Regions from separate parts of the Homo sapiens genome. Here all the other regions are linked to region 7. Evidence: chromatin loops called from intact Hi-C (ENCODE). Cell type or tissue: mammary epithelial cell. All regions are shown on one strand.

Evidence for each region. A loop is a pair of places that touch in the nucleus more often than their neighbours do. Peaks named below come from ENCODE experiments on the same cell type or tissue, not always from the same donor. Only the 100,000 strongest peaks of a DNase experiment are listed, where the experiment ranks them.
Region 1: a loop joins it to region 7, with 4 times the contacts of the local background. A loop is called at or near these places in 5 of 110 quality-filtered maps.
Region 2: it touches region 7 in a loop (3-fold over the local background); 4 of 110 quality-filtered maps call a loop at or near these places.
Region 3: a loop joins it to region 7, with 4 times the contacts of the local background. A loop is called at or near these places in 3 of 110 quality-filtered maps.
Region 4: a loop joins it to region 7, with 3 times the contacts of the local background. A loop is called at or near these places in 3 of 110 quality-filtered maps.
Region 5: a loop joins it to region 7, with 11 times the contacts of the local background. A loop is called at or near these places in 2 of 110 quality-filtered maps.
Region 6: it touches region 7 in a loop (8-fold over the local background); 2 of 110 quality-filtered maps call a loop at or near these places.

The regions. Positions count from the first base shown.
Region 1 is chr3:29,693,130-29,697,129 of GRCh38, forward strand. All of the region lies in intron 4 of RBMS3 (RNA binding motif single stranded interacting protein 3), which reads left to right. Among named protein-coding and RNA genes, the nearest start is that of RBMS3-AS2, 52 kb to the left of the region's middle. In mammary epithelial cell, no CTCF peak of the experiment used is centred here; DNase peaks (open chromatin) are centred at 942, 1,862 and 2,642; H3K27ac peaks cover 3,242 bases.
Region 2 is chr3:30,010,848-30,014,847 of GRCh38, forward strand. No RefSeq gene overlaps it. Among named protein-coding and RNA genes, the nearest start is that of RBMS3-AS1, 79 kb to the left of the region's middle. In mammary epithelial cell, a CTCF peak has its summit at 2,276 (motif pointing right); a DNase peak (open chromatin) is centred at 2,294.
Region 3 is chr3:29,135,686-29,139,685 of GRCh38, forward strand. No RefSeq gene overlaps it. Among named protein-coding and RNA genes, the nearest start is that of RBMS3-AS3, 140 kb to the right of the region's middle. In mammary epithelial cell, a CTCF peak has its summit at 2,045 (motif pointing left); a DNase peak (open chromatin) is centred at 2,106.
Region 4 is chr3:29,415,260-29,419,259 of GRCh38, forward strand. The region is part of intron 1 of RBMS3 (RNA binding motif single stranded interacting protein 3); the gene reads left to right. Among named protein-coding and RNA genes, the nearest start is that of RBMS3, 140 kb to the left of the region's middle. In mammary epithelial cell, a CTCF peak has its summit at 1,511; a DNase peak (open chromatin) is centred at 1,462.
Region 5 is chr3:29,089,449-29,093,448 of GRCh38, forward strand. It overlaps the pseudogene MESTP4. Among named protein-coding and RNA genes, the nearest start is that of RBMS3-AS3, 190 kb to the right of the region's middle. In mammary epithelial cell, no CTCF peak of the experiment used is centred here; no DNase peak of the experiment used is centred here.
Region 6 is chr3:29,333,402-29,337,401 of GRCh38, forward strand. All of the region lies in intron 1 of RBMS3 (RNA binding motif single stranded interacting protein 3), which reads left to right. Among named protein-coding and RNA genes, the nearest start is that of RBMS3, 54 kb to the left of the region's middle. In mammary epithelial cell, no CTCF peak of the experiment used is centred here; a DNase peak (open chromatin) is centred at 2,230; H3K4me3 peaks cover 799 bases; H3K27ac peaks cover 3,216 bases.
Region 7 is chr3:28,914,355-28,918,354 of GRCh38, forward strand. No RefSeq gene overlaps it. Among named protein-coding and RNA genes, the nearest start is that of LINC00693, 340 kb to the left of the region's middle. In mammary epithelial cell, CTCF peaks have their summits at 1,894 and 2,459; DNase peaks (open chromatin) are centred at 1,867 and 2,477; H3K27ac peaks cover 621 bases.

The sequences.
Region 1 (4,000 bases), 780 kb after region 7:
ACATTATGATATCTGATAGAAATACAACACTCTTCTTTACATTTTTTCCCCAAATTTTAGAATGAATTAAAGACAAATACCCATCAGAAAACATTCCTTGAAAATGCATAATTGTGATGTGTGATGCTGTACAGAGCAAATTCAGACTAATACATAGACCTCAAATTCATGACTATAATTTTCTCTGGATAGTTAGAAAGATATTTTAAGGTGTTTCATGCCTGAGGAATAATGTCATTATTGAATGCATATACATACATGGATGCCTCTGAGGATGTCCTATATCTAATAAACAGCCCAAGTCATGGGCAAATATATATCTTATAAACAGGGGGATGGGAAAAGCATGCCAATTTATTTCTATTGAGCTAAAATTTAGGGTCCACATTTATTTATTGACTATGATCTTGGGTAAATGACTGAGTTTTCTTGTGTCTCAGTTTACTTATTTGTAAAATAAATCATGTTACTTCAAAAGATTATTGCAAAGATTAACTACTATTAGCATATAAGAAAGCTTAACATACTTTATTCATACAGTCATTCTTCAGTTTCATAAATGTGCCCTTCTCGGTAGAGAAATGGGTAACATCAGTGAACTAGGTTGAGACCGAAGCTGTACATAATGATAATTTCAATGATTTGATCAATAATTTCAGATTGATTTTTGTTCATCCTAAGACAAAACTTTGAATTCTCTATCTTTTCTGTTTGTCCCCTCTTAGCTAGGTTGGAAATACTACTCTTGTTTTGTTCTTTAAAGGCAAATAGTAAAATGTTTATCCATTATTTTTCAAACACTGATTACTGTAGACAGTGTCAACATGATCAGTGTTTGAGTTTTAAAGCAATAGTTGAATCAAGTTGCTTCACAGTGGTTTCTTCAAAATACCACAAAATGACAGGAACACTTACGCAGTGAACACTTGGATTTGCTTCTTGATCCTTGGTATTTGAAACATGTATGGAATGCATCCTCTGTGTCAGCCAAGACAGCCTCTGGAGAGTGAGGCAGGTTTGTGTGTTGAGGGAAGGGGGTGTGCAAGGGGGTGGCCATGGCTACATTAGTTGCCTCTGCTTCTGATATCTGTTTTTCATTACATTTTGATAGATTATGTCATCTTTTTGTCACATACATTTTCACCCAAGTCTGGAACTATATTTCTCTTTCATTTCCAACTTACATCCTCAAAATCATTCATGGAAGCCTTTGTCTATATAACAAATTTCTCTACTATTTTGAGGGAACATGTCCTATTGTAGAAAGATAAACCTTTTACAATTGTTCGTCATAAGAGGAAATCTGCTTTAAAAATATTTCATAGGGCTGTCTTACTCTTATTCCTAAAAAAAGTTATTACTGTAGAACTAGTTAGCAAGAGTTACTCTGTTCTGGGTTACTTGGGATTCACTGTTAGCAAAGACTAACAATTAGTTTGTATATCCGTATATGGATGTAGGTGGTCACAGTAATTTCCTGCTTGATTTTTTTTGAATTCCAATTAATATAGGAAGTTTCTGAATTTCTAGGTATTTCAGGATTTGCATATACTTAGAGTTCAATTATGTTTTAAACACATTATCTGTGCAAGTGACTGTCCTAAATGTTGTGGCTAAAGAGGAGGAAGCATAAAAAAATAAAAAAAATTAAAAACTGTTCTTACCCATCTCCCACCCCAGCCCCAAATTTTAAAATCTAGCAAAGTAAAAAGCTGCATGCAAATTTTTTTTTAAAAAAAAAATACAAGGCAGATTGTTTTATATTCATGTAACAATTGTCAGGCACAGGAGCCTAAGCAGACACATTCCTGGTGTGGTTATTCATAACTTAGCTAAGCAATGTCTGCTATTTATCACTGCACTTATAGGCTGGTGAGAGTCTCTCATTGCCCACTGCTGAGTCACTCACCTTTTCATTTTGAAAGCAAGTTTGGCCATTTTTTTTAAACAACACTTTTGCTCAAATAACATGAAAAATTCCAAGTCCCTTTGGAGTTTTACTCTTACTACTACTGTAGCAGTTTGTTCATATTAGGATCTCGCAGACTATCTAGAAGCAATGAATTATTATCTAGTCTTGCAAAGATCTAGTATAAGAAAGGATAAATAAAACTAACAAATTTTAAAATGGTATGAATTCAGGTTTTGTGACTTTTTCCTTATTAATAAAAAAGGATTAGTGATACTAATGCTACTGGATTTGTAGAAAGGTTAAATGTAAGAATATGGACAATTGGTTGGAGACATGGTAGGCATTCCACAAATGTAAGCTCACTGCGAACTTCTTAGAACTCTGTGTAGAGTATGTATTCCTATGTTTGTTGAGGAGGGGCATTTTAGTTAATATATAGATCCTACTTTTAATTATTATTTTCACTCTTTAAATGTTAGTTCTTCACTTCTAGAGTTGTTATTCTGTTGGCTTCTCATTTTTTCCCCTTTTTTTCTTCCAAGTGCAAAATTTTAAGTGAAATCTCAGGCAGCCCTCATTTAACAATTTCATGTGAAAAAATAACCATTGTGAACTCTCAGAGTAGTAATTACAGGAAGTTATGAAACTTTGCTAACTTTTACTAACAGATAAAGCATTTTCTTTTGATTGTTAGGAAATCGTGTGTGGACAGCACGGGAGAACACACTCTGCCTGTACACATTGCCAACTCTTGCTTCATTGAGTTTCACAAACAATCCCAAGCTTAATTTTAGCCAAAAATGTAAACCAGTTCCCACAGTAAAAGTTGTGCTAATTTCCAAGTTGATTTTTATTTCTTTTTCATTCCTCTGTTGTTTGAACTGGTCAAATTGAGCAGTGAGATGGCCAAGGGACAAAGGGTAAGGCCAGGGGGGTCACTAAACCAAGACCAGGCTCTAGGATTTCAATGTTTCTTTCTTCTTTCTTGCCGTCAGTAAAGATCCCCTAGGCATTGACATTTTAAAAACTCTCCATGTCTTCTGTTAACTCCCTTAGGATCCTGATCTCTGTAACAAAGATGGATGGTGACACTTAATTATGGACACTCACAGGCATCCAATTCAAGCAATCCTGGCTTCCAAGCCCAGATCTGCCCCTTACTAGCAGTGTGACTTCACGTGAGTTAGGCTCTCAGTTTTTTTCATCTTTAAAATGGGGATTATATTTCCTGATTATAGTAGCTGATTATAATACAGATTATGGTGCCAATCTCAGAGGTAAGATAAATGCACTTAGCATACAACATAGAACACAGTAAGTGCTGAATAAATGGTACCTGCCATTATTATTGCAAGCTAATTAAAAACGATCATTTGTACTAAATTATGTTTTATTCAAGGAAGGTAATGTCATTCCTCACCAATTAATCATTTGTTGATGAAAGGCCCTTGAGTAGCAATGTCACACACTGTATGAGAACTGGAAAGGATAGATCTTTTGTTACATCAGCCACCCTGTCTCATAGATGACTGCTGGCTCCTCTTTTCTGCACGAAGGCCAGAACATGAAAAGTTAGATATTTATAAAATTGCTCAATTCATAATATTTGAGAGTTGATGATAATTTCTGTTTTAGCTCTTGCTCCCCAAGGAGCAGATGCTTCTGGGGAGGTTCAGGAGCACGTGAAGAAACAACACTGATAGATGGCGATCGGGACAAGAGCACCTTATTAATTCAGCTACCACTGTGGGTGACTGCAGGTCAATACCCTAGGGCAACTCCAAGAGCCAGTGTAGGGTACACATCTTAGAGTCATCATACACAAGGGGTGAGGGAGCTAGGTTATTTATACACCAACCCCTGATTGACTAGTAAAATGTCTCCCCTGGTCGTTTGGGTTTTTTTTAATTTTTAATTTTTGTAGGTACCCCTAGTAGTTGTGATTTCTCCAAAACTTCTAACTTGCTACAAAGGAGGACAACAGAGATTATCCAGCCAGAGAAGTTCTTACATAAAGAAATGCAGGGCCTGTGTGCTCAGCATGGTAAGGACAAGGTAATATAAACAGGCACAAAAAGCATTTGTTTT
Region 2 (4,000 bases), 1.1 Mb after region 7:
AAACCTATTTTTCCAGACCAGAGTAATCCAAGCTAGCTTGGAGCTCATATTTAAGAGCCAGTAATATCCTGTTCTGTAATAGTCATTTGCTGTGTTGTTCAAAAATATTCCATTCTACTGTAGAAGACAGGAAAACAAAGGGATACATGAAATTCCTATGATGTGTTAAACAACAAAGCGACCCTTAAGACAGAAAAGCTAAGTACAGCATGTGAGTGTGAACAAAAATAGAAAGGGAAAGAAAGACCAAGAAAACACTATATGTGATACACTAGATATATATATATATATGAGAAAATTAAGCATTCACTATTCATTAGGTCTTAATTTGCTCACTCTTTGTTGCCTTCCATTCTGGTACCCACAGCAGCTCATCAACCTAATTGGTGAATTTCAGTGGTTTGCCCCTGATTGTCTTGGAGGGAGTAAGAATGCTCCACTGGCTCCCTCTTTCATTGCTCAAAACCCAACTCTGGTATAACACACCATCACTGGAGAAGGATGATGTGGCAGAGGGAAAAGGAGTATATATACCAACATTGCAGAACATTCAGCTAGTGTGCTTCCACCCCTCTCGCACTTTAACCTCAATGAGTCAACCTACCCCATGACTTTCACCTTGTTTCTTTTCTGTGTATTTAAAATTGATTTAATAAGCCCCGTGCTTCTAGCATCTTTATTGGTCTGTGAGTCTTTCTGTTCTATGACTTCTAGTATAATCTGCATAACAGTGTAGTTGGAAGCTACCACTACATCAAGGTGATTTCCCACATGGCATCTTCTTGCTTTAGAATACATGCACCCAGGGGAGGCTGTGGAGAAAGCTCTCCAACCGGTGCCCAGGCTCTAAGAATATGTTGTGTATATACCATTTCCCTTTCTGAACATCAGTTCACATTGTACTGGCAGAAGAGAAAACTAGACGAGAAAACTGGAAGAATGGATTTATTGGATAGTTTAAGAAAGTAAGTGTGGAACAAAGATTTTTTTTTTTGAGACGGAGTCTCGCTCTGTCGCCCAGGCTGGAGTGCAGTGGCGCGATCTTGGCTCACTGCGAGCTCCGCCTCCCGGGATCACGCCATTCTCCTACAGGCGCCTGCCACCACGCCCGGCTAATTTTTTGTATTTTTTAGTAAAGACGGGGTTTCACCGTGTTAGGATGGTCTCGATCTCCTGACCTTGTGATTCACCCGCCTCGGCCTCCCAAAGTGCTGGGATTACAGGCGTGAGCCACTGTGTCCGGCCTGGAACAAAGATCTTGAACTTAGTTTTACCCACTGCCTTTGTTCTGTTTGGGCTGTTGTAACAAAATGTCTTGGATTGGGTAATTTATAAACAACGGAAATTCATTGCTCACAGTTTTGGAAGCTGGAAAGTCCAAGATCAAGGCACCAGTTTTGGGGTCTGGTGAGGGCCTGTTCCTCATAGATTGTGCTTTCTATGTGTCTTTACAAGGCTGAAGGGGCAAACAAGTTCTCACAGGCCTTTTCCATAAGGGCACTAATTCCTTTTATGAGGGCAGAGTCCTCATGAGCTAATCATGTCAAAAAGCCCCCACTTTTTAATACCATCACCTTAGGGGTATTTCAACATATGAATTTTTGGGAGACATAAACATTCAGAACACCACACCCATGTTCTATCAAAGCTTTCTTTTGATAGAAATTCTTTTTTGTTTATTTGTTTAGGATTAAAAAATAATAGTACTGCACCACCACCCAATATGCACAAAAATTTTGCTTCAAATTGCAAGACATTTTGGCATTTCCTAAAATGTACCTAGAGGTTTCTGGTGAAGAACCCTAGGTTACAAGGTATGAACACAGCAGAATGAAGACTAGGAAATGAAGAAACAAACTACATTTATTATGTGACCCTCGTACATAAAATAATCATGATTTTCTGATCTCATATCTATGCATTTTTTTACTGTCTAATAATTTATTTTCTCCAAGAAGAACAGAGTGAATTGTCAATTCTCAATAGTTCTAACAAGGTTTATGTTCCATTATGCCTTTTTTAATTGATGCTGATGAAGATAACATTTAACTGCTGCTTTCCAAAGGCAGTACAATGAAAATATAGCTCAAACTTAATCTCTGAGAATTTGATTATTTCTGGATTTTTTTAAGGAGTGACACTTTCAATAATGATAAAAGTCTCTCTAATATATCAAGAGACTGTATTTTTATTTAAATCTTTAGAAACAAAGGGAGATAGCTTTCTCACCCATGATCTTTAGGACGTTGTTAGGTTACTATTGTGGTAAAATGGTCACCAGGTGGCGCTGCTGTATTAGTCTCTAGTGGATTCCAAACCCAAATCCCAGGTTCTCTATTCCTACACAAAACCAGTAATGTGAGATAAGGCTGTTAAGAGAAAGAATCACTATTAACTGGGCACTCACTCTGTGCCAAGAGCTGCACCAAGTGCCCTCACATACTTGAGTTCATACAACTTTCACAAGAGTGCTCTGAGACAGGGATTGGAAAATTGTCCCCATTTCCCAGATGGGGCTTGGAGAGTTGGGCAACCTACCCATGGACCTATACTTAGGAAGGGCTAGAGAGTGCTTTAAAAATACATTCAAATTCTCAACCCCTGGCTTCAAAAATTTCTTCTGAAATGACTTTGGGAAATGCCAATGGGGAAGGCAGTTGTTTGTGTGTGTGTGTTCTTACTTGTTTGTTTTTAATCAGCATTTTTTTTTAATAGATTGCCTCACTTGGCCTGGGATTTGTGATTTCTGTAGAAGAAGGGCATTGGACACTTATTCTAATCACCTTAGTGACAAAACTCAACACAATTCACATTTTCTGTTCCAGAAATAACTTGCTGTTTCAATCTTTTCTGTATTTGAGTCTGTCTGATTTACTCTAGAAGGAAAGTACTTGTCTACCAAATAGATAGGTTTAACTTTTCATTGACTCATTCATTGAACAGTTTCTAGCAAATGGACCCTCCATAAATAATTTAATGATGCCAAAAGAGAGTAGGCATTCTTGTTTGTAAGGTATTGTATTCTAGTAAGTACCAGTTTGTGACATTTTGGTGTGAAATAAGATCAGAGAGTTTTGTGGGCAATATGTTTAACCCTTGCTGCTGCTTACTCCCTAGTTCAGCCCCTTAACAGAGTGTCTGTTATCTTTTTCCCAAGTGATCTGGGACATTTAATTCTTTTGACAGCAAGGAGAGTGGAATATGCCATTCTAAGTTGGACATAACTTTTCAAAGTTATAGGACTTGGCCATGTTTTCATGGTACAGGCAAAATCCACACACAGGATCAGCTAAGTACAAAAGCCAATGATTTTCCTCCTAATAATGCTGAATCTATTCATATGGCTTGAAGGAATGAATTGTTTGCCCAAAATAACTTTTCTATTACCTGGCATTTCACCATTATAACTTTATTCTTAGAGATAGATAACAAAATATTAGAAAAAATACCAGGCAAGCAGTGAAAAGAGCTTGGATTTTGACTTTAGGTATACCATCTGCAAAATATTTTTTCTTCCTTTCTGAATGTCAGGTTTTTTATGTCTCAAAATACATATCTTTTATTTCTCAGAATGATTATGATAAAACAGGCAATATATATATCATGTGTAAATGCTCTAAAAATTATCATCAATCAAGTGTTATGCATAATTTTAACTGTTTAGTTCTGATGTTTCTCTTTAAAGATGTTTTTATGAGGGTAACTCCTGAGAGTTAAAGACAAGATTAATATCTAAGAAGATGAAAGGAGGCAATGGTAGAACCAAGGTGACACTTAGCTACTTTGCAATGCTGCTCAGATTCTGGAGGACACAAATGCCAGGCTTGAAGCCACCAGCTTCCAGGCCACAAGAACAAGAGAACACAGAAACATAGCTGCTGGTTGAGCTAAATTCACCCACGATTTTGAATGATAATCCTATTTTATCATCCAATCACCAGACACGCTCTACCTTCTTAGGACTTCCTACATATCAGCATATAATCTAAAGGCAGCTACT
Region 3 (4,000 bases), 220 kb after region 7:
GAAATCGTGTCCTTTGTAGCAACATGGATGCAGCTGGAGTCCATTATCCTAAGCAAATTAATGCAGGAACAGAAAACCAAATACTGCATGTTCTCACATAAGAGGGAGCTAAACATAGGGTGCTTGGGTCATAAAGATGATAACAATAGACACTGAGGACTACTAGAGGGAGGAGGGAGGGAACAAGGCAAGGGTTGAAAAACTGTCATGTACTATGCTTGGTACTGGGTGATAGGATCACTGGTACCCCAAAACTCAGCCTCACACAATGTACCCAAGTGACAAACTTGCACATGTACTCCCTGAAACAAAAATAAAAGTTGAAAAAAACACGTAAATTAGTTAATGAGAAATGTTTTAGTTACTGGATAGTAAATATCTTAAAAAATAAAATATAACTTCAAAAATAAATTAATAAAAGCACTCTTTTCCATAGCATCATCTGCTTAAGGCAGGTACAAAATAGTATTTTATTGGTCCATTTTCTTTTCTCTGATTAAACTTTAATTTCCCTTTCAATATTTTTTTAAGAGTTTGGTGGGTTGGGGGAAAAAGAAACTTTAATGGCAAATCTATACCACGTATGCTTTGCATGAAATGTAAAAGTCACCGGATCAGGAATGAAGTTACTGAAAAACTTGAGAAGTGTAAGTGACATTAATCACCTGGCCTGACCAGAGAATACTGAGAAAAACAACCAAGAAATTATGAAGAGAAGAATGAGCCTCTTCAATGAATATCTTAAAAGTTCGATGTATTTCAGATAACCATAAGCAGATCATGGTTAAGACCATGGGTTTTTGAATTCCACAGCTATGAGTTAGAATCCCAGCTCTGCCTTTTATTAGCTGAGTAGTTTTGACCCAGCTCTTTCCCCACTGTCCCTTGATAATAAGGCAATTTCATAGGGTTGTACTGAACATGAAATGATATTAAAATTCATATTACAACTCTTTGATTAAAAAAGGGACTTAAAAATAGTATGAGTAATAGTCAAAGTTGTTATGGATATGTTATGATTGCTGTTATTATGTAGGGCAGACTGACACAAAAGCAAGGTTGACAGCAACCTTCATGAACCTTGCGTGCTAAGGTTGACAAAACTCCATGAAGCTATTCCCCTAAAAGTACTACCACCTCCACCCCAACAACTCACCACCTGCCTCTATTGCCTGAAATTCTACCTTAAAAGACTCATTAACTTTACCTTAAACATTTTATATTCTAAAATGGAATGATCTGGAAAGATGTGATTCATTTTTTAACTGATATATATAGTTCTATGGGAATTAGTTAATCAGATTCTGAGTGCAGATTTTAATAATGAGAAACTTGAGAGTTCTACATCCTGAAGGGGTCAGTGAAGAATTATATTATCTTGGAGTATTACTGATTTGGGAAAATTACAGAACAATGGTAGCAATGAATAAGAGTGGTTAGGAAGGAGACATTATATTAGAATAGGGAATTTGTCATAAGAGCTAAAAACAGTAAATGTGAATGGCAAAAATGATTTATAGAGAAAAATGTATACATTGTGCTATGCACTCAGTAGGAATAAAGTAGATTGTTAAATCTCTGAATTCAGGAAAATAGATACTGTGTGGAAATAGATACCTGCGGTAAGGCAGGAATATGACTGGAGCTCAAGAAAATGAATCAGAATACTGGTTTCATCAGGACATGCTCGCTTGTCACTGGTCCTGGAGCTTCCTCCTTTTGATAATGCCATTTTAAATAATTTTTAAAGGAATAAAAATTATTGAAGTTATTAAAAAGCCCCATAGAATCATATATAAAAGGCCAAAAAACATGTGGTCTGGGAAAGGCAATTGTATTATAGACAGATATTGAAAGAAGCTGGAGTGTCTGAATTTGGATTGCAATAAAATTAATTTTCATGAAACAGCATGGTCCAGAACTTCTTGGAGGTGTTGAAGACAAGTTGTCTCTTTTTTCTTCATCCACATCAATGCAAGTAAATTAGATGTACTTAGTGTGCTTCCCCTTTGCCTCACGTTTGCCTCACCTGCTGAAACAGGAGGCACCAGGAGCTCCTTCTTCTGGTGACTCATGTGGACTGGCTGATGATACTGGGTTTGTGTTTTCAGCCACACAGCAGCTTGTGTCAAAACCTGTTTCCCACTTGCTTGTAACCATCCTGGAAGGAGTGACACACCCAGTGGGGTTAAGGTAATCAGAAATGGAGAGCACAGCAAGGATGTCTCCAGAAGAATGATGAAAATCTAGAGGTTTTTTTTTATGTTTCTTTCTTTCACTTTTGACTAGCCACCCCTCTAAACTCCAAGAGTATCATTTTATTTGTCTCAGTAGTACATTAATCAACAGTTGCTGAAAGAAGATTACATTTGGTGAATATTCAAATACCTAATTAGACTTCATAATATTTATATTAGAAGGTTGGGAAAAATAGAAATAGCAAGTAAAGCTTAGTGCTTTAAGGAATCAGGTCACAATTGGTTATTCTGTAAGGCTGATCCTAGTCTACCTGCTTTCTTTCCCACAATGAATAATGATGACCCAATTAATCTGAAGACTGTTGTTCAGATTTCTTCATCCAATGATAAATTTTAGTAGTACAAAACTAAAACCTCAAGATTTGTTATCCATGAGAAAGACCAGTCTTAAAACTTAGCCACCTCTTGATTACGCAAGAACTCATCATTGCACTTTCCTAGTGGCTTTTTGCCACCCTCTGTTTTTCTCTCCTGTCCTTCAGATCACTTGCCTTGAGCTATTTCATCCCTGATTTGCACTTTCACTAAAAGATGGATCTCTAGAGAAATTAAATTCAAATAATTCATTTTTATTGCTTATAGAGGAGAGTTGATAGGAAGTTGAAATGACAGAAATGAGATTTTAAATCTCTTCTATAAGTTTCATTTATTCCATCCATGTTTATTGATTGTCTACTGCATAATAGGTACAGTAGGGGATAGAGAGAGCATAAAGCACAGTCCTGCCCTCCAGAAGACTTTTATCCCAAAAAAGAGGAGTTCTGTGCACAACTCATACCATCTTAAATCCCCACCTAGAAAGGCTGGTATAAATAAATATGCATTAAAACACAGCTTTACCACCAGGAAGTTAGAAGTGTCATATAAATAGCATGCAAAATAAATAGTAAAAGAATTCAGTTTAGAAAGAAGCAAGTTTAGAGAGTGTGTGATCAGGGAAAGATTTACTGAAGAGCTAACATTTGTCACAAGTTAGATTTCTAAGAACATAATTCCTGTAGTTATTTCAAATTCCAAAATTATTATATATTGATTATACAATATTGGAGAGTACAGAAAAACATAAGAGAAAAAAACTATCCAAATTACTCATAATCCTACCACCTAGTGAGATATCATTGTTGGTTTTTTGCAGCATATTGTTATAAGCCTTTTCCTTGCCTTCATGCATAAGTGTGTTTGTATGTGATAATCAAGATCTTGACAAGAAACATATGGAAAGGTCAAATTATACAGCTGGGTAAAACACAAGGAAGCCACAAGGGGTGGTACAAGCATCTCCAAGATTAAAGTTGGTAAAATGGGACAAGTTCAACTCAAAGTACGAAAGATGACAACCTGGTAGAATTACATTCAGTGAGTTCAAGACCCCTTAACGTAAGTGAAAAGGCCTAGGCAGGCCCTTTGGTAAATTTTGGTTCACATTTTGACTCCAGCACCAACCAACTGTGACTTTGATCCAAGTGACATAAAGTTTCTTGGAGTAAAAATTAGAGACTTTATGTTGAAGAGTGCTTTGTACAGCATCTAATGCGTATAGGGGCTCAATAACTGGTCATTACTAAGGAGAATAAATGGTGACTGTGTCTTAGACCCTGTTTTATAGGAAATTGGCCCAATTAGCACATTGCCCAAGCAGTGTTGTAGGTGTCAAGCAGTTGAACAACATTCATGCTTAATGTTTATCATGCTGGATAGATGGGTTCCGCTAAAAAAAAAAATAGAAATAAAATATTTATTTT
Region 4 (4,000 bases), 500 kb after region 7:
GAGTAATAGGTACTCAGGCGTGCATCAGGAAGCAATCGTTTTTCTTTTTCAGCAAAGAGCATTAAATTATTATAAATTTGCAACAATAAATGGAATAGCTTGCAGGCACAAGACAGTAAATTTATGAACATTTGAAAATAGAAATTTATTTTTGTGTGCTAATGGTCAGGGAGACTGTGAAACTGGCCCAGAGCCCTTGAATGTCAGTCTCAGGAAGGTGATCTATAGACAGTGAAGAGAATTTCAGGATTGCTTTTATTAACATGGGGATGAAGTGTGAAAATTAATTTTTGTTGGGGGAAGATAAAGCTTAAGGCTGCATGTGGGATAGATTAGAGTACTTGGAGCTTGGGAACAGGAAATACAATTTGGAGACAGTTACCTTAATCCATATGTGAAGTGAAGTGCTCTGAATAGAAATAGTAGAACGGATGGAAAAGGCAGATGTGGGAGACACTGAGAATGCAGCATAGGCAGGACTTGGGGCCTGGCTAAGACTCAGTCATGACAATGAAATTTTTTTTTTAAATGATGTATCCAGATGTTAAATTATCAGTATACTGTATATCTGTGGAAAATGATTGCTGAGTTCAAGTGAATATTCAAGGCATAATGTAGGATGAAATTTTCATGCCATGATATAACACTTGGAAGTACCCTTCAGCATGTAGAGCCATCAGGAAAAGTGTCCAAAAAAGGACATGAAGGGGCATGGGCTAAAACACATTGTAGACAGAAAGAACAAGTGGAAACGCATAGGAAAAGCATGGCCTCTGACTCATTCCTGTGGACTATTTAGAATTAAACATCTGTTGCTTTCAACTTTCTTGGTGCTCTCCCTATTTACCTTAAGTCATTTAGCTCTATCACACGAGATACTTACATCTGAAAATGGAAGATCACCTCTTGATATGACAGAGAGATAGAATTTTCAGAACACCTCTTGGTGTGTGGGAGAGGTGGAGAGATGGAGGTGTGGCTGGAAATGTGAGATAGTGCAGGTTTGCCTAGAAGCTGACAAAATTTAGGCTTTAGGGTCCCTCCTTTTCCCCAACCTCTTCTATAATCTTATATCTAATCCTGTATAATCATTTTGTATTCTTCTCAAAAATGGTCAATGGCCATCCAAAGTGTATAAAATTTAGATCCCACAAGATCCACATTCTTTCCTTAACTGGCAATGTGTTTCCATGGTTACATGGATTTGGAAAATTTGTAAAAGAAATGCATTTTAATCACAACTGGTCCTTGTCTCTTTTCACACTAGTTTCCCTATTTGCATTTTTTTTTTCCTTGCAGTGGTGGCAGGTATTTTGGAATTTAGCTAAGGGTAAGTTGGGTAAGAGATGCATTTATTTTGAATTCAATAGGATCCATCTTTGTGTTATTGCTAGCTGTTTTGTGGTCTGAATGGTTTCCAAGAATACTCATACTCCTCACTGTACCAGTGTCTTGGGCATTGTGGCAGGAACGTGCTGGGCCAACTCAAGGTTCTATTGTGATAGGAATGTGGTCTCTGGTGCCCAACACTGGAAGGATGTGGGAAGTAGAAGAAAAAATCTGAAGCCAGAAGCGAACTCTGTGCAAAATTCATCCACATTGTTATGCCCAAATTTACTATCCTAACCTTCCTACCATTCTTACCTTATAACAAGTTATAAGCTATTACCATTTATGAGTTGTGAAGCTGAAGAAAACATTTCTGAACTATCACTAGAAAAAAAAGTGCCTATCAGCTGTTAGAGGACAGGCAGAATTATCTGTCTCTAGATAATTCTCCCTGGAGAAAATAGTATGAAATTACTCTCATATAAAGAGACAATCAAAAGGTTTGCAGCAAAAAAGGAGAGGGGATTATTTCTGAAGTGTGTCAGGGAATTAATATTATTTTCTACATTTTTTATTTTCATGTTGTTCTTCAGCTTTTTAATATTAGTGATATGTTGAAATTTCGTTTTTATTCTAAACAAATATTCATTTTTTAAGTAATTTTATATTTATAAATTTTATTCTTTTTTTAATGGGTCTCCAACATTGTATAAACTTAAGGCACAACAAGACCTGAGTTTGTCCTTGGGTTCAGGGGACACCTTAATTTTCATAATCAAGTATGTAAACTTAACCTCTGGCTCATCCATGCAGTCCACGTAGAGTTAAATATCTGTTGCTTTCAACTTTTATGGTGTTCTCCGTTTTTACCTTCAGTTAGCTCTCCCTAATATTATCTTAATTCTCTAATTATTATAATTTGGGAATATCCTATGGGTTTATATTAAGTGGAATATATTGGTATCCCTTAGTATGCTGTACCCTAATTCCAGTTAAAAAGAATGTCCCCCTTTCTGCATAGCATAGTATTTGAGAAATATATTTAAACAGACTTTTAAAACTGTTTCAAAACAGAGATATGTGGTTCAAAACAAAACAACAGTGGAATATACACCAAAGTCGGGAATATCTGAACATGGAATATTATTCCATTTAGAGAAGTTTGAGAATTTAAACTAGTTTCATTTCAGAAAAGTATTTTCAGAAGTGACACAATCCGGTGAAATAAAGTATATAATCAGAAGTGTATAATCTACTGACAAGGAAAGGAATTGTCTATCGTTTATCAATACTCTATTATATTTTGGTAAAACAAATGTAAACATTATTTTTACTCCATCTCATAATGGAACACATAAGATGTGTTCTTGACTAACAGGAAGACCAACCATTGGAATTTAAGCTTGTATAATAGGCAAAATTATAATGTCAGTGATTATTTTTCTAGTTTTCCCCTTTGGGTCTTCAATAAAAAATAATCTATATCATTAGGCAGGGATGAGATATTGATTGGTCACTAAAACTAGCACATCAGCTACAAACATAACTTTCACTTTCTTCCCATTCATAAACAAGTCATTATTTGACCTGCTGGGATGTGATAAGAAGTTCAAAGTAAATGGAACACACTAGGTCATGCCATTCTCAGTCTTCTAATCAAGATAAAATAAGTGCAGAATATACTTCTTTTTTGTTATTATCTGTGTCATTGCGCAAAATTGTAAATTGGGTCCAGGATAGAAACTGGTGGCCAAAATTAGAGGTGTGTCTATTTGTCTCTCTGAAATTGCTAACATATGACACTAATTGACTTTGTCAGAATCCTCAGTGCTAAATGAAATTAATGACCAGTGGAATCCAAATAAATAAAAGGAAATGTGCCTTTGCGTATAGCATAGCCAGATTCAGGATGAATAGACAGTCAATGTTGCAGAATATTATAATACTCCAAAAAGTGGTTCTTGGCCAATGGTGGGTGTGCTAGAATCTCACTCTTCTGCATGACTAAACTGGGAGGATTTCGGCATTAAAAAAAGAGCTCTGTCTCTGTGATGTAGTGTATACTTTGAGAATCTTTGCTTTCCTCTGCTGAAATAAGGACATAACTCTAGAGGGTGCCTATTTTCATTGGGTGAAAAATATTCCTTTGCTAAAAAAAGTCTTTCATATGAGTCTACTGATGGATCTTAATTCATTTGAGTAAAAGCCACCATGCTAATAGCAAAAGTCCTATGTTGTTAGTCCTTCTCTCATTTTATTTTTATCTGTATTATTACTAAAGCAGTTTTCTCCCATTACTGCAAACCACAAGGAAAAGCAATCAAATTGATTACATTTATTGTCTTCGAGAACTCCAGTTATAAAACTAGACCATTCCATCATTCTATTCATTGTGATACTTAAAACTGTCACTCTGGGTAGTAAAATGTGTTTTCCTTTATTATAAAGAATACAGTTTACAGTAAAATAACTGGACATTCTCACAAGAATTAGCATTGGATGCAGGTGCCATTTTTTCCTGTACTCTATGCTTGATCAAAAGGCCAAGAAGCAATCTCCTATACTCTTAATACAGGTAAGTATAGACCATATTTCAGTATTCCAAGTTTATCTATTTATCTTTTCTTTGCTTTCTATGCTGTGCTGTGTGCTGAGAACTCTGTATTAACCC
Region 5 (4,000 bases), 180 kb after region 7:
AAATGATGCTGAATACTTTTTTTAAGCCACATTTCACTGTCTTAGTCAAAGCAGGATTATTAAGTGACTATTTAAAATTCATTTTTTAAATTAGCAACTTCAAGTATGGCAACTTTGAGACTGGAATAAGTATTTATTTTCTGTAAATAAAAATGAATTGTGACAAAAAAAATGACAACATACTAGAATCTCTAGGACACAGCTAAGGCAGTGTTAAAAGGGAAATTCATAGCACTAAATACCCACATCAAACTCTTAGAAAGATCTCACATTAACAGCCTAACTTCATAACTGAAAGAATTAGAGAAGCAGGAACAAACCAGCCCCAAAGCTAGCAGAAGATGAGAAATAAAAATAAAAATCAGGCCAGGCACGGTGGCTCACACCTGTAAGTCCGGTACTTTGGGAGGCTGAGGCAGGGGGGTCACCTGATGTTAGGAGTTCAAGACCAGCCTGGCCAACATGGTGAAACCCTATCTCTACTAAAAATACAAAAATTAGCCGGGTGTGGTAGCAGGCACCTGTAATTCCAGCTATTCGGTAGGCTGAGGCAGGAGAATTGCTTGAAGCTGGGAGACAGAAGTTGCAGTGAGCCAAGATTGTATCATTGCACTCCAGCCTGGGGTGACAAGAGCAAGACTTTGTCTCAGAAATCAAAAGTTCAACGAACCCAGGAGCTGGTTTTTTGAAAAAAAAAAAAAGTAGGCCACTAGCTAGACTAATAAAGAAAAAAAAAACAGAAGTTCCAAATAAACACAATTAGAATTTTGAAGGGAATGTTACTACTGACCTCACAGAAATGAAAACAACCATCAGAAACTACTACGAACACCTTTACGCACAAAAACTAGAAAACTTAGAAGAGATGGATAAATTCCGAGACACATACACCCTCCCAAGACTGAGCCAGGAAGAAATTGACTCCCTGAATAGACCAATAATCAGCTCTGAAATTGAATCAGTAATAAATAGCCTAGCAACCAAAAAAAAAAAAAAAAAAAAAGCCCACGACCTGATGGATTCACAGCTGAATTCTATCAGATGTACAAAGAAAAGATGGTATAATTCCTACAGAGACTATTCCCAAAAAATTGAGAAGAGGGACTCCTTTTCAGCTCATCCTATAAGGCTAGCATCATCCTGATACCAAAACCTGGCAGAGACACAACAAAAAATGAAAACTTCAGGCCAATACCTTTGAATAATCGAAACAAAAATCCTCAACAAAATATTTGCGAACTGAATCCAGCAACACATCAAAAAGCTAATCTACCATGATCAAATAGGCTTCATCCCCAGGATGCAAGATTGGTTCAACATATGCAAATCAATAAGTGTGATTCATCACATATACAGAACTAAAGACAAAAACCACATGATTATCTCAATAGACACAGAAAAGGCTTTCAATAAAATTCAACACCCTTCATGTTAAAAACTTTCAATAAAGTAGGTATTGAAGGAACATACCTCAAAATAATGAAAGCCATCTGTTTATTTAGTTGATACTATGTGCTGGGTATATTTCTAAGTGTATGGACACAGCAGTGAACAACATTAAAACAAAGCAAAATAAAACTAAAATGTTCCTACTCTCAGGGAGAGTTTAAGGAACTTGCCTGAAGTCACAAAGCTCCTAAATGACAGAGCTGGAATTGAAACCTAGACTGTGTGACTCTATAGCCTATGCTCTTCACTACTAAGCTGTGGTGCCTTTCTTTTAAAAAATTAATTAACTTTATTTTTAGACCAATTTTGGTTTTACGGAAAAATTGAGTGGAAATTACAAAGAATTCTGAATCCATTCACTGCTCAATCATGTTTCTTGACTTTTGATGCAGAAAGCAATGGAAAATGAATAAAACACTAGTATACCTAAAGAAAATCCCCTCCCTTTTCTCTGTACTTGCATTACAATAAAGTAAGTGAAAATTTCCATCATCCTAAGTTATTCATTCATTCTTTCCACACGTACTTATAGAACCTCTCCCATGTGTCAGGCTACTCAAAAAGAATGATGAATAAACTGACATGAACCCTGACCTTATAGAGTTTATGGTAGAATATAAACCTTGGCGGAGACAATATCGGAAATGAATGTCTAATTACAAAAGACAGAAACATTAAAAGACAATGTGGCAAACAGTTTTAAAGTCCAAGTTCTTTTTGAGGGAGTAATAGTTCAGTGACACCTGGAGGATGAAGAAAAGTTAACCTTGCAAAGAAAAGAGGAAAGGACATTTCAGGGAGGGGATCACCACACACACAGTTACTGAGGAGGTTAAGAATTCGAAGGTTTCAAAGTATAAAGAGCTGAGTTGGTAAAGGAAATGAAAAATGACTGGACTGAGAGATAGGAAAAAAGCCAGGAGAATTTGTTGTCACAAGAATCAAGAGAAGTATGATCACATAAGGTCAAGTAAGTTTAAGATTTTTTAAGAGGTCCATTGGAGGATGTTTGTGACCTTTCATTTTTTGATATCAGCATTAACACAAGGGCTGTTTTAAATGGCTTTCTAAAAAATTTCAAGTGCATGTTTTCCTATCAAGAACTGTGTTCTCAAGGTTCTGAGTAAAGAAGTGTCTAGTTAATGGCCGATGAGAAAGTCATCATAGGTGTGTGTAGATAATATTTAAAAGCAGTTGAATATGCAAGGAAGAGAGAACAGTCAGTAGAAATGAAGGTGCATTCAGGGAGTTCTTCTTTCCTTTGCTTGAGACCAATTAGAGAAAATTAAAATGCTGTTTTCAGAAATCTAACAGAGAGGGAGAGGCTGAAAATGCAAGTAGGAGGAGATAACTGAGGTGGTAGAAATGTTAGTATCTGGATAGCCATACAGGGAAAGGCCTCTGCTAGAAGAAGCCTCACTTACTCCAAGGTTGTTAGAAGGAAAAAGAAAAGATGAGCAAAGATTTAGGTCAGTTGTATATTTGATGACAATATCAATTATGATTTTTAGGAAGCGTGCAGTGCACATTTAATATAGAATGAGAAAGGGTAGGAGTTGGGGAGAAAGAGAGGTCAGGTCCTTGAAGTCAGTAAAGGATGGTTGTGGAGAGTGGGAAAGTGAACTTAGAGAAACGGTAAGTATGCCAACCAGTGTTGGGTAACCACTTGAACTAACAACCAGGAATTTATAGTGAGATCAGCAAATTAGAATCGAGTTTCCTTGGGCCTAGAGCTGAAATGGGAGTAGTTTACATACAGTTTCTCTCTCAAATATCTTGATATTATATCCAGGGCTGGTCCAATGTTTCTACAGTTATTAAGAGCCCAGGCCCATTCTGTTTTGGCACTCTGCTTTCTCCATCATTTGACTTCCATTTCATGGCAAAGATGGTTTTCTGTTCCAATCAGCAAGAAGGGGAAAGAGACAAATAGAGTACATCTACCCATCTTTTAAATTTGTCGGCGAGTGAGATGATTGAATTAATCACTTTGGAAACTGAGCAGGTGAGGTGTTGAAAAGTCTAGGATCAGCTGGGCACAGTGGCTCACACCTGTAATCTCAGCCCTTTGGGAGGCCGAGATATGGTGAAACCCCATCTCTACTAAAAACACAAAAATTAGCCAGGCATGGTGGCACATGCCTGTAGTCCCAGCTACTCGGGAGGCTGAGGCAGAAGAATCGCTTGAACCCAGGAGGCAGAGGTTGCAGTGATCCGAGATCATGCTACTGCACTCCAGCCTGGGTGACAGAGTGAGACTCTGTCTCAAAAAAAATAATAATAATAATAATAATAATTCTAGGACCTTACTGTGGGAATGAGGTGGCAGGAGAAAAAGTCATTGGAGATGAGGAAGTCAAGGATGGAAAATCCAAATTATTAGTGTTATTCCTGTGGAATATGATATCCAGATTGATAGCCAGATTTAGGGAATAGAGAGACTTGTGCTGTTCTTCGTAATTTTTTTCTTAATTTCTATTTAAATAGCTTTGAGGTACAAGTGTTTTTTGTTATGTGGATGAATTATATAGTGGTGAATTCTGAGATTTTT
Region 6 (4,000 bases), 420 kb after region 7:
AGACGGTGGCTTAACAATTCATGGGGCTTGATAAAAAGTATAATTTAAAAAAAATTCCACTGCATTAACCCATTCTTCTTTAACTCTAAGACCAGACTGAGGGAAAAGTAAAACAGAACAAAACTGCTTTCAACCTACAGGGCAGTTTAAATTTTAAATTTATAGTGAAGCTACAATTAAGGTGATTTAGTATAGTCCCTATTCTCAGTTAACAACTTCCCTTTGGAACTAGGGTGGGTAAGTCTTGAAATATTCAATAAAGAGCGATCCATGTGACTAAGTTGAGTCGCTGTGTCTCCGTTGCAGCAGTGCAATGAAGCCTCCATCTGGAATGAATTCAGCATCTTTAACAAGTAAGAACAGGGATGCAAAGTTGTCTTTGTTTTCTTAGTAGGATTAGGCTATGATTTTTGATATGACAGACAGTTCTTTATAGGATACCCTGAAAATCCTATTTAGTATTTGTTTATGCAAAGAAATTTCTTGTTCAGTGGAGCAAGAGTCAAGAAAATATAGTAAGACAGAATGGTTAAGTGCTCAGTACTTCCATAATTAGAGAGATCTAGACTTGCTTGTATCTAGCGTTATGACCATAGGCAAAGCTGTACAATTCATACAATTTCTATGTTTTATTTTCCACATCTGTACAGCGGGACTATACTAGAGAGTTGATGTGAGAGTGAAAATTTAAAAATTATGTCTAAAGGGCTTATTAGCTTAGTACCCAACAACTAGCAAATGTTTCTTAAAAATGGTGCCTGTGAACAATAACAGTAAAGTCATAGTTGTTGCATTAGCCTTTTGCTTTTATTATACATCATTACTATTTAAGCTTTTCACAGTTCCGTTTGCAATACACATATAACTTAGTCCTGTAAGTTCATTCCAAGATTGAGAGTTAAGATGTCTTTACAAATATGAAAAAAATGAAGAGGTTAGTTTGCTTAAATTACTTGCTATTCCTAATTTTGATCAAGTGTTTTCTTAATATTTTGCATTATTTAGTAGCTAATTTTTCCCATCCTAAAAGTATGTTTGTAAATACTCTCGTGTCTCTATATTTTTAAGAAACAGTGTTCTGTTTTTATATTAAGCTTAATAGTTTAATTTTTTTTTGCAGCTGTGAGGCAGCAGATGATAAATCAAAAACTAATATTTTCAACTATCTCAAAAGATAAAAGTCTGACACACTAAATATGGACTAAATGAGGCTTATGGATGATTTATTCTAATTAGATATAAGGTAAATAAATGCTCCTGCAGTTGTGAATTTTATTAAAGTCAGGACATGTCGTTGTTCAGGCTTTCCTGCATTGCGCTTTAAAGAATCATTTGAAAATATTTTGGGTCTGCTGTTGCTGAGACAATATGGCTTGGCAGTGTATTGGTAACTTAATAAGCTCACCACATTTGTCATGCAGAAACTGTTCTTTATATGCAAAGCTGTCAGACAGATTGAGTGTATAATTCTTCTTCGCATGAAATAATATGATAAAACTCCAGTATCAAATTGAATGCTGTACTAGCGTTTGGAATCTTTCATGCATAGGTTGGAATTGTTTTACAATGGAAGCATTGTTTGATGACAAATACTCTTTTTGTAACATTCATCAGTTATGTTTTAATAGCAGGCATTTTCCTCCTGACTATAGGTCTGCCTTTTTTGCTGTTAACATACTGGAAAATGAAGCCTGCTTCTCAGTTATGTTTGACATTTTTTTTTTAATGGTTAACTGCTACAATTAGACTGCACTGTCAGTGTTGTAGATGTTTTTGTTCTTCCTACAAAAGACTATCCTATTGGATTTTGCCAGTTTTATGATAGAGCAAACATTATTTACTCCTTCCTGGTTTTGATTCAATCTCCAATGATAATGCGTACTGATACAATATTTTAAGTCTCACTTCATCACAGAAGAGAATTGCCTGGTATGTGCCCATATAATGCCTGTTGGTGCAAGCAGTGAGATAATAAATTAGCAGAAATTATGCATATAGTCCACGTGGCACATTCTAGAAGGTTAAGCATTTATTTTGGTCCGTGGCAGATATGCTCAAAGAACTCCCCTGCCATGTCAATTTCAAGGGTCTAAAAGGGAAAGAAATTGCTACAAATACATACACAGCAAATGTGCTTAAAGCAGCTCTTTGCCAAGCAAGTTCCTGTTACAGAGTGGCCTGGTGCCAAAGCTCTTCTAAGCACTCTACTGCTACTTAATGTATTTGGTATGTGGGAGAAACTCGTAACTCTGGGACTGCCCAGTGTACGGCGTCTGTCACGTCTGAAGTGTGAGCATTCCAAAGGCTCACAGCCACCCAGCTCAGAACTCAGCGGGGAAGACAGGAACAGGGGTCAGCCTGAATAGAAAGAGACTAAAAGATACATTTGTGAAATTTGTGAAGATATCTTTTTCTCTCTTCCCTCCTTCCTTTTTCCTCCCTTCCTCTTAATTCCTCACTTCCTGCCTCCCTCCCTCTTTTTCATTTTGTTTTTTATTCTGTTTTGTTTTTGAGGGGTACTCTGTTCTAAATGTATTCAAATGATTATAAAATATTCATGGCAATTCTTAGGACTGGGCCTGGCGTACCTTAATTTTTCAACTGATCAGCCTTTCCGGTTTTTCTTAACAAAGGAAAACCAGATCTTTTGCATCCCATAACTTCGTAGCAAAGCCTCCATCTGGAATGAATTCGGCATCTTTAACAAATATGTGTTCTCTATTCAAAAACTATCTAAAAATAGTTCTCAAACAAGTAAGAAAAAATATTTTGACATTTTCTTCATGTTTTGGGTGGTAAGCACAGTTTGAAACAGGCTTTCTGTTAATTTTCATAGGCTTAGGAGTGGATGTACTTTTGTGTGCATGTACAACATATTTTGCTCAAGGATGCTTTCTGATCCAAACTATACCATGGCAGTTGTGTTTTTTTGCAAGGCACAATTCTTAACATGAGTCAGCTTTTCCATCAAACTCAATTACAAGTATTCAAAGTAAAATGCTCAATCAAGATCTACTGACACATGCCAATATTGATTTTGCTTACGTAATTTTAGATGAAAAAAAAAACCATAATCAACCTGTGAGACGGTGTTTGTGGCCTCAACCCCAAAGATACTGATGGCAATGACTTTATTGCGGAACGAAAGGATTACTTTATAGGAAAGCTGGGCCCCTGTAAGAACAGTATCACTTCCTATAATTTATTAATCAGCTACCATGTCTTAGGCATCATGAAATGAAATATACATATGTGAATATTCTTATACAGAGATATATCTTGTCATTTAATCCTAAAAAGATATTATTAGTCATTCTATAATGAAAAAACTGAAGCTTGCAAAGTTGAGCAAATTGTCAAAGGTAAATTGGTTAAACATTCCAACCCAGGCCTGACACTGCCTGCTTTGCCATCATGTTTTCCTTTTGGAAAGACAAAAAAGACAATATGTTGATTTTTGGGGGTCAAATTCATATTTAAACAATTACAAATAAAATTAAGTCAAATTCCATGTACCTTCTCCTATTTCCTAGACTTCTAATACTCTTTGGTCTTTTAAAGTATACAGTTTTAGCAAATCTGAAACGGTTTTTTAAAATGCTCTAATTATAATTTCATTGTAACATGCTTAAAATTCTAAAATTAACTCTAGAGTATTTATATACATATAATATGGTTAATTATTCTTAACCCCCACAGCTTATCCCTTTTGTTATTTTTTAAAGATGATTTCACTTTAAAGTTGGTGCTCATTTATGGAAATATTTGTAAACTAATGAATACATTGCTATCACTGGAGTAATTTCTAGCACCCAACATAATGTCCTTGGGATATTTGATACAAAATGTTAAAAAATTATCCCTATTGATCAAAATTATTTTTCTATATGTTACCATATAGGTACTAAAATAGTACCTATATGGCCCTAGTAATCTGTAAGATTTAGGAATATATGGCTGGATGCAGTGGCTCAAGCCTATAATCCCAGCACTTTGGGAT
Region 7 (4,000 bases):
CACAGGAGCCGATGTTCCTACCCTATATTGTTTTTCTCAGTTCACACCAGAGTGTGGTATTGAGCAGATGTTCACTGATTCAAGAAAAGGGTGACTGGAGAATTTACATACAACTAACAGAAATCTCTGATGGTACTGGGCATATTTGTCTTAAGGGAGAAAGATTTTAGGGACACCCTGATAATAATCTTTCTATATTTAAAAGGCTTTTATGTAGAAAAGAGAATAATTTTGTATTGTTCCAACAGGTAATAGAAATTGTTACAAGAATGGGGAATTCAATTCAGCATGAAGAACTTTTTAACTATTAGAACTGTGTGAAATTAGAGTAGAAAGCCTTAGGAGGCAATGAACACCTGTGATTTTGAATATTCAGGTGTGTAACTGACAATGCTCTAGGTAGGTATTTTTACATGGTGGTAATATTGAGTTGAATTAGGCAATCTAATGACTTCTAAGCCTAAGGTGTTATGAGCTTATAGGTTCTGTTTGTCTTTACTTTTTAACTCCAAAGGCAAACTTTTAATATCTTAAAATCACCCTTCTTATATTATAAGATGTCTGGGTGAAGATAGTAAACAAAACTATTTAGGGAAGTCTAAATGTATTTGGCTTGCTATTCTTTGACAAATCTTAGCTGAAATTGACATTAACCATGACATATATATGTTATCATGCTCTATCTCTATTTATGATTGTTGCTTTGCACTGCTGTCATTCTTCAGAAGTTTCTTTCTTTTGACTTTCCTTAGAATTAGCTTTAGCGATGAATGAAACTTCAAATTTGTACAGTTTAATATGCTTTTAAATAACTAGAGTAAGACTTTTATATTCTCATTTTAGGTATTATGCAGACTGTAAATGCAAATTTTTACAGCCTAGGTGTGTAGGCAATGGGCAAGTTTACAATCTGCATTAATACTATAATTTCAGCTACATTTATTAACACCTACCCTTTGTGGGACAGACTTATGATCACTTCATGTGCTTTATCTCATTTAATCTTTACAAAAATCCTCTCATATAGATAACACTCTCATGTTATCAAAGCTTTAGAGAATTTAAGTTATTTATCCATAGTGATTCAGAGCAAAAGCTTTATAGCACTGTACCTCATATTACTAGAGAGTAGAAAGATTTATTTTGAATATACAAGAATCTGCCATTCCATTCCACTTTTTCCCTTTTCCAACCCAGAATCAGATACCTTGAAAATTCCCTTTTATACTTTTCTTTTTTCCCCTACCAGCTACACATAAAAAACAAAACAAAACAAAAAAGGAAAACAAAAAATAAATTTCTGTAATCATTTCTTCTACCCATCCTATTAACAAGTTTTAGTCCTAAACATTTAGGACTGCTTCCAAAAGTTAAGTGGTTTTTTTTTTTTTTAATGTTCTACTTAGTTGAGGCTAAACTGTGCCATGTCCCAAACCATCATCCTTACAGTGTTCTTAAAATGTCTCCAAGTCTCACTTAAAACAATCAATCAACTGGGACCATTCATTGGAGTCCACAGTGGGTAGATCCCTGACCTAGTTCCCATGGAGAGTAACCAAAGAAAAGGAAGACTGCCAGCTCACTGAAACACAAAGAGACATAAGAACACATTCAGAGGGATACATGGAGCAGGGATGAATTAATCGAACGTTAGGGGGTCAACCAGCTTATCTGTTGTATTTCTATAGGACATTGACTACCATAGCTGAGTGTATTATTAAAACTTTTTCAATGCAAATATTATAAAAGGCATTCTGCAGTGAGAGCAGATTCCCTGACTTTGTATTCATCCTGTCCATGCAGGATTAGTCATTGATTTCAGCAACAAGGAGCACATACAGTATCTTTACCTGCTGCTGATTGCCTCACTTTCGTTCACCGCACAGACCATAGGAGGCAGCGACGTCACATAGTGGGATATGTTAATCCAACCAAGTCTCTAAATACACAGCCAAGCTTATTGAGACAGAGCTGTGACGTTCCTGGAACAATTTTTTAATCCTGTTTTGTTTATATGAGTGAATTTGCTTTCCTCGTGGATAAATCCTTTGAGAGCAACTCTCATTGGATGCCCTATTGGAAAGGGGCCAGCTTTGGTATCTAAATCCTTAGTTCTTTATTAGTTTGGGAACCATAAAAAATACTTTAGACAATGAAAACTTCTCTCTTTTTCCTCTCCATCTCTCTCCCTGCTTTTCTCCTTCAAGTATATGCACAATCATACTATTCCTCAATTAAAATGGAGTTTGGCGTAAATAAATAACTTCTAAAATCATAGAATGGGAAAAGTCCTCTCTATCCTAGAATTCTAGGGAGAATAATTATAAAAAAAATACTTTAGTACATGAGTACTCTGAATTTCAACTGAAATGTCTTTAGCTAGAAGTCCCATGCATGTTCAGAGAGACGATTATCTGCTTGGATATAGGGCTTGGCAGAAATCACTTTTCAGTTCAGACATGGGATGGCGACAGAGTCTCATTAGGCTAATTTTATTTACAGGGCAGCCTGGTTTCCTGTGCTGTGAGCTGGGTGCTTATTCAGCTGCCTTGGCTTCGGTGGGCTTGCCGCACAGCGTATTTTTGTTTCCGAACTATTTTGGCCCTGGAAGGATGTCTGGCCTCGTTTCACTTTCGGAACTCTGATGAAAGCCACAGAAGTTTCCAGGGAGCCTGAGCAGGCTACTTGTGGGGCCCTTCCTCCTACAGCGTAAATGGCTACTGGAGGGTGACTTATGATCTGGGAAGAGCCCCTGTATCTGGAGACTTTCACCTTTGCAGAGGAAAGAAATTCTCGCTATAGGTGGCATTGACCTCCCTGTTCTGCATCTTCAAGGCAGGACTTAAATCCCGGAGGGCCTTCGATCTGCTACTTTACTTATTAGTATGGGTAGATGTGGGGTCTTATTATACCCTCCTCTGCCAACGCAGGATACTGCGTGTTAGTACTTATTACAGAGGGTGTGAGAAAAACGGAACAAGAATCTCAATTTGACTTTGAGGGTGCTATTATTGTTTTTGCTCCACGTGTTCATTCAAATACTAATATACTCACACATTAACAGGGTACCTACACACATATTCTCTCATGTATGCATCACAACACATGGCTGAAGGAGGGAGAGATGGTGATGATATATGCCTATTTTAAAGAAGGCTCAGAGGGGCCAAGTAATTTATGCAGGTCACACAGCTCAGAGTGCTAGAGCTGGAGTTTAAACAGAAGTCTGACAAATGATCATTGATTACCTTTTTTGTGACTCAGAGAAATGGTCTTAGCCAAAATTAATATGTTTGTTATGTTAATCTTCAGAAATTATTAGTCACAATAAACATTGTTCACATTTTGAAAACAATTATAGAATCGCATTTGCTCAGATCACAAGATGATACTGATAATTGCCGAGAAATCAAATCATAACTAAATTTAAGTTTACATGTTAACAAGGAAAATTAAACATCCTTTCAAAATGTTTGCAGCAGATAAAGTTATATTTTATGTTAGGTGTAGCTGCATTGAATATGCTGTAAATGAAAGGGATTGAGTTCTGCTAACATAAAAGTCGGGGGGCTTACAAGCGTTGGTTGGTTCTGAAAGCTGATGCATTTTCACTTTAGGACTGTGCAAATGTACTTATTTATGCATATATAGCCATGAAGTGTAACCAGGGCTAGTCCCAAACTAACTCAGACCATCAGCTCCCTTTACCAAGCCCATGCTATCTCTGAGTGTATTAAGGGCTTTGCTTATGTTATGTTGTAATTACTCATCACTAACAAATAGCTTGTAAGGTACCATTTGCCTGATGAAGACATGCAGAACCAGAAAGTAAGACATTATTTTAGAAACAGAGAAATGACTTGGAGCGTAGGCCTAACTCAAAAGCCCATGCTTGTCACCTAAATCTCCCAGAGATAGAGCCCCAGGCATTTAGCAAGATCTCTTGCTCCTAAAAGCTGCCTCCATGTGCCTTCCAACCCTAGAGCTTCTTAAGTATTGC